3 separate regions of the Homo sapiens genome follow, and regions 1 and 2 are each linked to region 3. A link is a contact called in ENCODE Hi-C or POLR2A ChIA-PET data. All regions are on one chromosome and are shown on one strand. The core of a region is the stretch at or near the end of the contact, and the rest is flanking DNA. Distances in the headings are between cores, read along the strand shown.

Evidence for each region. A loop is a pair of places that touch in the nucleus more often than their neighbours do. ChIA-PET counts read pairs that join two places held with the same protein, here RNA polymerase II (POLR2A). Pooled maps may share reads with other maps.
Region 1: POLR2A ChIA-PET joins it to region 3 with 16 read pairs in activated T-cell. The contact joins two enhancer-like sites. POLR2A ChIA-PET finds 5 or more read pairs at or near these places in 4 of 52 experiments (GM10248, GM12878, H1 and 1 more).
Region 2: a loop to region 3 is called in a pooled map, with 2.1 times the contacts of the local background. The contact joins two enhancer-like sites. A Hi-C loop is called at or near these places in 2 of 50 pooled maps. POLR2A ChIA-PET finds 5 or more read pairs at or near these places in 3 of 52 experiments (CD8-positive, alpha-beta T cell, Panc1 and activated CD4-positive, alpha-beta T cell).

What each region holds. Positions count from the first base shown.
Region 1 is chr15:41,022,686-41,026,600 of GRCh38, reverse strand. The region is part of intron 25 of INO80 (INO80 complex ATPase subunit); the gene reads left to right. INO80-AS1 (INO80 antisense RNA 1) reads right to left here. Exons shown (of 5, transcript NR_170322.1): 4 at 1,964-2,114. Among named protein-coding and RNA genes, the nearest start is that of INO80-AS1, 7.8 kb to the right of the region's middle. Within about 2 kb of position 2,345, at least 2 of the 41 ENCODE cell types and tissues checked have a DNase peak (open chromatin) inside an H3K27ac peak, as active enhancers do.
Region 2 is chr15:41,693,722-41,697,481 of GRCh38, reverse strand. It overlaps MGA (MAX dimerization protein MGA), which reads right to left. Exons shown (of 24, transcript NM_001400225.1): 3 at 459-1,407. Among named protein-coding and RNA genes, the nearest start is that of MIR626, 4.0 kb to the right of the region's middle. Within about 2 kb of position 1,306, at least 7 of the 41 ENCODE cell types and tissues checked have a DNase peak (open chromatin) inside an H3K27ac peak, as active enhancers do.
Region 3 is chr15:41,428,290-41,432,059 of GRCh38, reverse strand. All of the region lies in intron 1 of RTF1 (RTF1 homolog, Paf1/RNA polymerase II complex component), which reads right to left. Among named protein-coding and RNA genes, the nearest start is that of RTF1, 13 kb to the right of the region's middle. RefSeq lists enhancers at 1-285, 2,267-2,486. Within about 2 kb of position 2,464, at least 3 of the 41 ENCODE cell types and tissues checked have a DNase peak (open chromatin) inside an H3K27ac peak, as active enhancers do.

The DNA of each region.
Region 1 (3,915 bases), core at 1,096-3,595, 410 kb after region 3:
TTTACAGGTTTGTTGGTTTTTTTTGTTTTTGTTTTTTTTAATGCTTTTGAGACAGGGTTTCACTCTGTTACCCAGCCTGGAGTGCAGTGGCATTATTTCAGCTCACTGCAACCTCAACCTCCTGGGCTCAAGTGATCCTCCCACCTCAGCCTCCCAAGTAGCTGGGACTACAGGTGCGCACCACCGCTCCTGGCTACTTTTTAAATTTTTTGTAAAGACGAGGTTTTGTCATGTCGCCCAGGCTATTCTCCAACTCCTGAGTTCAAGCTATCTACCTGTCTTGGCCTCCCAAAGTGCTGGGATCACAGATGTGAGCCACCGTGCCCAGCCTGTTTTCACAGTTCTATTAAAAGAAGAAGGAGCCTTTTCTGTCTCCCTTGTTAATATTTTTCTACCATTATTTTTTATCAGCTTGCGTTCTTTATTCAGTTTATCAAAAGACAGAATCTGACAGGGGACCCCTAGAAAGATGATGAATCCTGTTGACTCCTGCCTGCCTAGATTTCTGTCTGCTGCTCCTGTGCTATATGAGTTTAATTCCCTTGTCACTATCAACTTTGTTTGGTTTATACTGGCTATCCAGAAAGTATTTGGATTTTGTACATATCCTGTTCTTCCAAAGTATTCTTGGTCTCAGAAGCTTAAGTTAGTGCAGGGAAATGCACTTTTTCTAGGAAGCATTTAAAGCCAAGAGCTTCCATAGAAGGCAGGCTTCAGTCTTTCATGGTTGTGTGGTTGGTTTTGTTCTCTTAGTATGATAGGTGTATACCAAGAGACCTAATAAAAGGAAGTTTAGATTTCTGAGAGAGGCACATCAAGTCTTTTTAACTTCTCCTGTTCCCAGTGTTTTGTTTTTTGGTTGTTGGGGTTTTTTGTTTTTGTTTTTGAGATGGAGCCTTGCTCTCTCACCCAGGCTGGAGTGCAGTGACACAACCTTGGTTGAATGCAGCCTTCGCCTCCCAGGTTCAAGCAATTATCGTGCCTCAGCCCCCCAGGTAGCTGGGATTACAGGTGCATGCCATCACGCCCAGCTCATTTTTGTATTTTTAGTAGAGACAGGGTTTCACCATGTTAGCCAGGCTGGGCTCGAACTCCTAACCTCATGTGATCCTCCTGCCTAAGCCTCCCAAAGTGCTGGGATTACAGGCCTGAGCCACTGTGCCCAGCCTGTTCCCAGTGTTTAAAGAGCCAATAAAGATGAGCTCTCTTGGCCTGTAATTGTATTTATTTGTTGACCTGAAAGTTCTTCATTTTTTACCACTTGGAGCTCCCCAAATATCTATAACCCACCACTCTCAAGAACAGTCCCACTCTCTCACACATGCATGCCCCATCTATACTACTTCAGTATTGTTTTTAGAGGAGCCAGAAATCCCAGCTACCATGCCTGCTGCTGCTGTTTCTCTCAAGAAAAGTAAATGTAGCTTGAGGAAAACTCTAATTGCTGTGAACATGTGTTGGCAAGCAGGGAGCAGGAGAAAGCTTTTATCGTTTGGCTGAAAGGGTGCTCCTTTCCCACTTGGCCCCTCCCATGTTTGTAGAGTTTCTTTACATAGTATGTGCTAAACCTGAAAATGGGAGTAATTACACCGTGATTATTAGGAGGACAGGAAGAAGAGTTTAGATATCTCTATTTCATACACAGATCTACAACTTTTACCTTTCAGATCAGTCCTAGGGATTCAGATCAGTGAATAAGGCAAAATTTCATGAGATACCCTAATTATATCTTATATTGACTTCTAACCCATCTGTATTGGGGAGAGAGAAACTGATGTCCTTTGAAGCCAACCCTGGCCTTGAATTAGGCAAATTAATTTCTCTGACACATGCTATGAAAACTTGAGGGTTAGTTCAGGAAGAACTGTGCCACTATGGAAGGAATTATAGGAGCTGTTTTATCATTAGCTGAGGAAATAATTCTGCAGGGTTAATAAATTAAGGCCTTAGGAATTATTCTTACCAAAATACTGCAGCGCTTGGAGCGGTTACGCTTCCTTCAGCTAGAGCAGGAACATACGTGTCCTCAGGAAGGACGCGCTGAACGCTTAAGGGGGCAGCCCCTGAAGGTACTGTAGTTTCAGAGGTTAATGAAGCAAGAAAGGGGTTAGCTCCTGTAGGACGAGGGAGAGTATGCATTTTTTGTGGGGAGGGAAGAACGGTACGTCATGCTTCATCTCTCCTTCTGATCAAATCGGGAGGTCACTTGGGGTTAGCAGAATAGGGGGAGGCTGTCTGGGATACAGCTGACTTAGAAAGCAGGATTTACTCTAAGTATATTGGACATTTTTGCCCTCTTTTGGACCTCATAAGTACATTGCTTACATACTTACAACATGACATTGTATGATTCTGAATATATTAATATCTTGATCCTGGGCTCCTGGCCAAAGAAGCCTCTCAAAACACTGAAAAATATTTCACTAAGAACAGTGTCTTGCAAACCTCTTAAGCATTCAATCCTAGACCTGGAAGGGTATCATCAAAATGAAAATTGAAAAATAGATGAAAGTTTATAACTGGAAAAAGTTGTTTTGTTTTTAAACTATAAGAGTGCCTAGAAATGAATCCCAGGCAGAAAAACCATTTTTCCTGTTTCTCTGTTCTTTCATGCTGAGATTCTAGCTTTTGGCTTTTCATCTCGAGACTATGAGCCCAGAGTCTTTATGTATAATTCCAATATAAGTTCTGCTTTTTTACAAAATAAATAAATAAATAAAAATTTTTAAATCAAAACGGTTATCTGTGAGTATAAAAATTGGTCTGTATGAGGTTTTTTTGTTGTTTTTTTTTGTTTCTTTTTTTCGTTTTGTTTTGTTTTTTTTTTTTTTTGAGACAGAGTCTCACTCTGTCACCCAGGCTGGAGTGCAGTGGTGCAATCTCAGCTCACTGTAACCTCCACCTCTTGGATTCAAGTGATTCTCCCACCTCAGCCTCCAGAGTAGCAGAGATTACAGGCAGGCACCACCATGCCCAGCTAATTTTTGTATTTTTAGTAGAGACGGGGTTTCACCATGTTGGCCAGGCCAGTCTCGAACTCCTGACCTCAGGTGATTCACCCACCTCGGCCTCCCAAACTGCTGGGATTACAGGTGTGAGCCACCGCGCTTTAGTCTTACTAGAGAAGACTAAATATGCTTTACTTATCTAAGAGTATGCATGCTGTTCAAGACATATAGAACTGGTCATATTTCTATAGTCTAGACTTACTTTTTAAACTTTTTATAGAAGTATAGCTGCTATTAATTTTGCAGGTCTGCGACACACATCCTACATGGGAGATGTTTGCTCTGACCCACGATCTGCTGGGATACTGCCATGTCAAGTCATAGAAGGGAGAGAGACCCAATTTTCATCCACCTGCTTTGTATTCCTGTATTTATTTGCTTTCTTTTGGTCCATATTTATTTGCCCATGCTCATGTATTAGTGGGAAAAATGAATAAGTTGGAAGCAAGAAAACAAGTTCCTTCTTTTTTTAACTTTTTTTTTTTTTTTTTTGAGACAGTCTGTCACCCTGTTGCCCAGGCTGGAGTGCAGTGGCACAGTCTTGGCTCATTGCAACATCTGCCTCCTAGGTTCAAGCCATTCTTGTGCCTCAGCCTCCCAACTATCTGGGATTAGAGGTGAACGCCACCATGCCAGGCTAATTTTTGTATTTTTTGTAGAGATGGGGTTTTGCCATCTTGGCCAGGCTAGTCTTGAACTCCTGACCTTAGGCGATCTGCCACCTCAGCCTTCCAAAGTGCTGGGATTACAGGTGTGAGCCACCATGCTCAGCCGAAAACAAGTTCCTTTTGGAGAGGATAAAGGTGATATGAGATTCTAGTATTGTTTGGATAAACTATTTTTGTTGTGAACTGGTTTTGGAACTCCAGGCCCAGTTTGCTGTGACCCTCTGTAGTTTTGCATCTGG
Region 2 (3,760 bases), core at 57-2,556, 270 kb before region 3:
TCGTGCCACTGAACTCCAGCCTGGGCAACAGAGCAAGACTCTGTCTCAAAAAAAAAAAAAAAAGAAAAGAAAAATAAAAGAAAACCAGGAGGTAAAAGAAATGGAGCGTCACCAAAGAGTTAGTAAATATTTCATGTATTTTTAGTCCTTTCCAAAATCCATAATGATGAAAATTCCAGTAAGACCCGAAGACTTTTTTTAAACACAGCTATGCAAAAATCGTAAACTGAAATCTAAGCAAGACATACTTTTTTAAGTCTATTCAAATGAAGTATCTTAAGTTATTCCTATTAACTAAACCAAACATTTTGGAGACACTTCCCTCCCAACTCCACCCCCCATACACCCTCACAAATAGATATCACAAAACTAGATTGTAAATCGAGTTACTTACAAGCCAGTATACAATTCAAGTATGACTAATTAGCCTTAAAGAATCCTGAAAATTACAATCTTACCTTTGATTCAAAGGAAACAAAGAGAACACCATCCACATCTTCCAGATCAGGCTTCACATCTGGAAAGGTACTCCCAGGGCTTACAGGTGTATTCTTTGTAGAAATTAAAGACTTTCCTGTGTTCTTAGGTGGTCGTCCTGCCTTACAGAGTTTCAATTTTCGTGGCCTTCCTCTTTTTCCAGGGACATTTGGAGAGGCATTCTGATTAGCATTCACTACCTTTGCGGCTGTTGCAATCTTAAGCATAGTTGTTCTCTTTCTGCCCAAGTCCTCTTTTCCTGAAAGTGAGTCTCCAACTGAATCCTTTGAATCGTCGAGTATTCTTTCTGTGCTAATGCTGTCAGATATATCAGGATATTTCCACTGAGGCTCTTTCAGTAAGGGATATTTTTGTACCACTCTGAGATCTGGTGAATGTTTTCTAAGACCATTTTCTGATTCCTTGCCTAAGCAGAAGGCAGTCTCATTGGAATTTTCAATGTATGTAGGCAAATATTCCAATTCTGCCAACATAGAAGATTTATCCTTTCGAGATGTGGAAAGCATGTTATCGGGGAGTTCAGAAATCTTAACTGTGCTTCTGGTGACAGCACAGGGCTCCAGATAGACTACTGGCATCTTTCCAGTGTCTAATTTGAACATTTTAGCTTTAGCAACACCTGATGGGCTGCTTGGAAGCCATTTAGAAGATAGATGGTCAGCTTCTGGGTTGTCAACTTTATTGTGCCTCTTTAGCTGTTTCTCTAGTATAGGATCATCATCACTGTTTGAGTATACATCCGTCTCTTCATCTGTCTCTTCCTGTTTCACAGTGACCCCTTCTGGGCACTCACCAAGTTCGTAGTCATAATCATCTAGAGGTTCCTCTTTAATAACAACATTGAAGCTTCCGTTCTGGTCTAACGGTGAGGCTACACGGGAGTCATCTTCAAAACTGCTGGCAATAAGACTGGAGAGAGAGAGGAGAAAGGGATTTTAAAAGTACAAAATGATCCATTAACAAGACTTGAAGAGAAAAAAAAAAAAAGATGTTAGGAATCCAAGTAACACATCAGATTTCCTGAGCCATTCCTCAAAAACACTCAAAAACTCTAAAAATCCACACGGTGATTAACAACCCTGTAAAGCGAACACACATCCATCACAACTAAGAATTGCAACACAAACCGGAAAGGGCCATTAAACTGCCAGCTGATATTTTCCTGTATGTTTTGAGATTAAATTCACATAACATAAAACATAATATTGCAGCAATTTTAGAGTATACAATTCATTGGTTTTTAGTATAGTCATGATGTTGCCAGATGATTTTCCAACTTTAAAATTGAAAAACTCACTTTCAATATAAAGAATTCACCACTAATTCTTCCAAAATAAAAGATAGGGAGTTAAAGGCAAATACGTATGACCCAGATATATTGTGTATAATTCATCCAAAAACAACATAAACATCTAGTTTCCCCCTCCTCCCAATCATCCATTGAAAGCCTAAGAACTGTACCAATGTATCTTGAGAATATGGTAGAAATAAAAAATTGGGCAGGAGCGATGGCTCACGCCTGTAATCCCACTACTTTGGGAGGCTGAGGCAGGCGGATCACAAGGTCAAGAGATTGAGACCATTCTGGCCAACATGGTGAAACCCCATCTCTACTAAAAATACAAAAATTAGCTCAGCGTGGTAGCACATGCCAGTAGTCCCAGCTACTCAAGAGGCTGAGGCAGAATAATCGCTTGAACCCGGGAGGCGGAGGTTGCAGAGAGCCGAGATTGTGCCACTGCCTCCAGCCTGGCGACAGAGCAAGACCCTGTGTCAAAAAAGAAAAAAAAAAAAAAGATTCCACATAAAGTAATGACGAATTAAAATTCTCAGACTCAGAAATTCTAAAACTGCACCTCTCATTTCCCCCCACCTCAAAATATCCATACAAGTCAACACGTTAGCAGCACAGGAAAGCAGGATGAAAACTGCTTTGAGAAAAACTATACACACCACTATATATATTCACTAACAAATAACATGTAACAAAGGATTGTGGGCATTTTTTTTTAAATAGTTCAAAGCCTATGACTGAAAACAGCATTTATAGCCAGGCATGGTGGCACACGCCTGTAGTACCAGCTATTCAGAAGACTGAGGTGCCAGGACTGCTTGTGCCCAGGAGTTCGAGGCTGCAGTGAGCTACAATTGCACCACTGAATTAAACCCTGGAGCCGGGCGCAGTGGCTCACGCCTGTAATCCCAGTGCTTTGGGAGGCCGAGGCAGGTGGATCACGAGGTCAGGAGATCAAGACCATCCTGGCTAACACGGTGCTAAAAATACAAAAAATCAGCTGGGCGTGGTGGCGGGCGCCTGTAGTCCCAGCTACTCGGGAGGCTGAGGCAGGAGAATGGTGTGAACCTGGGAGGCGGAGCTTGCAGTGAGCCGAGATCGTGCCACTGCACTCCAGCCTGGGCAACTGAGCAAGACTCCGTCTCAAAAAAAAAAAAGAAAAAAAGCCTGGGCAACAGAGCAGGATGCCTCCTCTAAAATAAATAAACAAAAAATTTAAAATTTCAAAAATAAGAAAACAGCATTTACACAACTAAAATATTTTCTTCTGATCAGTCACTTTTTTTTTCCCTGAGATGGGGTCTTGCTCTGTCACCCAGGCTGGAGTACAGTGGCAACCTCCACCTCCAAGGTTCAAACAATTCTCCTGCCTTGGCCTCCCGAACAGCTGTGATTATAGGCATGCACCAACACGCCCGGCTAATTTTTGTATTTTTAGTAGAGATAGGGTTTTACCATGTTGGCCAGGCTGGTCTCGAACTCCTAACCTCGTGATCCGCCCACCTCAGCCTCCCAAAGTGTTGGGATTACAGGTGTGAGCCACCACGCCCGGCCCAGTCACTTTTTAAAAAGTTAGGTAGGTAGGTTTCCATTAATAGTGTGAAATAGCTCAGAGCAGACTGACCCTCCTCCACTTAGAACTAGAAAAGTTACACTAAACAGTTTTTTCCCCCCAGAATATTTCTTAAAATCTAAGAAATATTTTCTTAGATTTCTTGCAGAAATCACTGCAAGGCAGTGATTTGAGGGGCAAAATCACAAGAAAAGGCAATAAAATTAAATATCCCCAATAATCGAGACACTTTCACATCCATTACTTTTATTACTGAATTTATCTTCCTAAAATATTGAACTATATTGACGTTACTTGCCTGTCCAAAAGCATTTCAAAGGCTTCTGAAACTAAAGAAAAAAGTATAAATATCTGGGATGCTTTTCTAAGCCCAATATAATTTATCCTCAGCCATT
Region 3 (3,770 bases), core at 1,215-3,714:
TGGAAGGCCGAGGTGGGCGGATCACAAGGTCAGGAGTTCAACACCATCCTGGCCAGCATGGTGAAACCACGTCTCTACTAAAAATACAAAAAATTAGCCAGGCATGGGGGCGTGCACCTGTAGTCTAGCTACTCGGGAGGCTGAGGCAGGAGAATCACTTCAACCTGGCAGGTGAAGGTTGCAGTGGGCCAAGATCGTGCCACTGCACTCTGGCCTGAGCAACAGAGGGAGACTGCGTCTCAAAAAAAAAAAAAAAGTATGAGCCAGGGACACTGGCTCACAACTGTAGTCCTAGCACTTTGGGAAGCCGACGAGGGCTGATCGTTTGAGCCCAGGAATTCGAGACCAGTCTGGGCAATGTGGTGAAACCCCGTCTGTACAAAAAATCCAAAAACTCAGCCAGGTGTGGTGGCACATGCCTATAGTCTCAGCTACTCAAGAGGCTGAGGCAGAATTGTTTTGAGTCTGGGTGGTTGAGAGTGCAGTGAACCACTTCACTCCAGCCTGGGAAATAGAGCAAGACACTGCCTTAAAAAGAAAAACCCAGTCGGGCGCGGTGGTTCACGCCTGTAATCCCAGCACTTTGGGAGGCCGAGGCAGGTGGATCACGAGGTCAGCAGTTCGAGACCAGTCTGACCAACATGGTGAAACCCTGTCTCCACTAAAAATACAAAAAAAGTAGCTGGGCGTGGTGGCAGGCGCCTGTAATCCCAGCTACTTGGGAGGCTGAGGCAGAAGAATTGCTTGAAACCAGAAGGCAGAGGTTGCAGTGAGCCGAGATTGCACCACTGCACTCTAGCCTGGGCAACAAGAGCAAAACTCCTTCTCAAAAAAAAAAAAAGAAAAAAGAAAAACCCGCTGGACGCAGTGGCTCACGACTGTAATCCCAGCACTTTGGGAGGCCAAGGTGGGCAGATCACGAGGTCAGGAGTTCAAGACCAGCCTGGCCAACATGATGAAACCCCGTCTCTACTAAAAATACAAAAAAATTAGCTGGGCATGGTGGCAGGCGCCTGTAATCCCAGCTACTTGGGAGTCTGAGGCAAGGAGAATCGCTTGAACCTAGGAGGTGGAGGTTGCAGTGAGCCGAGATCACACCACTGCACTCCAGCCCGGGCGACAGTGCAAGACTCTGTCTCAATACAAAAAAAAGAAAAGAAAACCCACAATAGTATGGAGACAGCAAAGACTCTCTTAACAGTGTGAAAGATACAAGATGCACTTCCCACAACTTGAGGATTGTATAGGAAGTTACTGGGAAAACTCACAGCAAGATTACTTTTTAGCTCAGTCCTTTATATTCTTTTTGTTTGTTTTTGGAGATGAAATCTTGGTCTGTCGCCTAGACAAGAGTGCAGTGGTATGATCTTGGCTCACTGCAGCCTTTGCCTCCCAGGTTCAAGCGATTCTCCCACCTCAGCCTTCCAAGTAGCTGGGACTACAGGCATGCACCACCACGCCCAGCTAATATTTTGTATTATTAGTAGAGACAGGGTTTCATCATGTTGCCCAGGCTGGTCTTGAACCTCTGAGCTCAGGCAATCTACCTGCCTCACCCTCCCAAAGTGCTAGGATTACAGGTGTGAGCCACGATGCCCAGCCAGTCCTTTACATTCTTATTGAGGGCTCATAATAGCTGAATAGACCAATATGCAACAAAAAAGTCTTCCCACCCTGTCTCTACTAAAAATACAAAAGATTAGTTGGGTGTGGTGCCACGCGCCTGTAGTCCCAGCTATTTGGGAGGCTGAGGCTGGAGAATCGCTTGAACCCGGGAGGTGGAGGTTGTAGTGAACCAGAGGTTGCAGTGAGCCGAGATCGCGCCACTGCACTCCAGCCTAGGGGGCAGCGAGACTCTGTCTCAAAAAAAAAAAAAAAAAAAAAATTAGCCAGACATGGTGGCATGCACCTGTAATCCCAGCTACTCACGAAGCTGAGGCAGGAGAACTGCGTGAACCCAGGAGGTAGGGATGGCAGTGAGCTGATATCGTGCCACTGCATTCCAGCCTGGGCAATAGAGCAAGACTCTGTCTCAAAAAAAAAAAAAAGAAAAGAAAAAATAAAATAAATTAAATTAAATTAAAAACAAAGAAAAAATAAGGAAAAGATACATGGTCCTTGACCTCATGGAATTTAAAATCAAGTATGGGAGACAAACAATGAACAAGTAAAGAAACAATGAATTCCATCTAATGGTAAGTGTTAAGAAGGAAGTGAATCAAATGAGTGCAGGGGCTATCTGCAGTAGGGTGGTTAGAGAGGCTTCTCTGAGGCACTGAGGCTGAGACTAGAAACTTCACGAGAGGAAAAGATGGTACAGTTTTCTGGACAGAGGCCTTCAGATGGAACAGCTAAGGCCCTGAAGCTGATAACAGCTTGGCTTAGTCAAAGAACTGAAAGAGAAACTGTGACTAAAGTTTAGCAGGCAAGCAGGAGAATTGAATGCGGTGGGTTAGTGGTAAGAAGAAAACATATCTTTCTGAGCTTTATAAAACAGGGTGAGGAGCATGGAAGTTAGGCAGTGGGAAGCCATCAAATGGTTTGAAGCAGGGGAGTAACCCAATCCAGCAAGGGTTTTAAAAGAGCACTCCTGGAAAGAGAGAGAGAGAGAAAAAAAAAAAAAGAGCACTACAACTGGTAGATGAACAGACTAGAGGGGCCAGGGTGGAAGTACAGAGAGGACTCAGAAGGAACCCACAGCAGTCGCATTAAACAAGTAGCCACAGGGACAGAGAGAAGTGGAAGGATCTACGAGATGACGAGGAAAAAAGAGTAATTCGCAGAGCTTTAAATCCGAGAAGTTACTTCCTAGTGTCCCTTTCATAGCAAAACTGTTGGTTGATTTAAACAGTGAATATTGGCTGGGCGTGGTGGCTCACAGGTGGCTTACAGGTGGCCTGTAATCCCAGTACTTTGGGAGGCCAAGGTAGGAGGAAGGATCCCTTGAGCCCAGGAATTTGAGACCAGCATGGGCAACACAGGGAGACCCTGTCTCTACAAAAAATTAAAAATCAATTCGCTGTGGCCAGGAGTGGTGGCTCACGCCTGTAATCCCAGCACTTTGGGAGGCCAAGATGGGCAGATTACTTGAGGTCAGGAGTTTGAGACCAGCCTGGCCAACATGACGAAACCCCGTCTCTACTAAAAATACAAAAAGTAGGCAGATGTGGTGGCATATGCTTGTAATCCCAGCTACACAGGAGGCTGTGGGAGAACTGGTTGGGCCCAGGAGGCAGAGAGGTTGCAGTGAGCTGAGATCACACCACTGCACTCCAGCCTGGGCAACAGAGCAAGACTCTGTCTCAAAATAAATAAATAAATTAGCTGGGCATGGTGGCACACACCTGTGATCCCAGCTACTCCAGAGGCAGAGGAGGGAGGATCACTTGAAGCCAGGAGGTCAAAGCTAGAGTGATCCATGACCACGTCACTGCACTTCAGCTTGGGTAACAGAGTGAGACCCTGTCTTCAAAAAAAAAAAAAGGAGTAGGGGGCCGGACACGGTAGCTCACACTTGTAATCCCAGCACTTTGGGAGGCTGAGGTGGGCGGATCACAAGGTCAGGAGATCGAGACCATCCTGGCTAACACAGTGAAACCCCGTCTCTACTAAAAATACAAAAAAATTAGCCGGGTGTAGTGGCGGGCACCTGTAGTCCCAGCTACTCGGGAGGCTGAGGCGGGAGAATGGTGTGAACCCAGGAGGCAGAGCTTGCAGTGAGCTGAGATCACGTCATTGCACTCCAGCCTGGGCAACAAAGCGAGACTCCA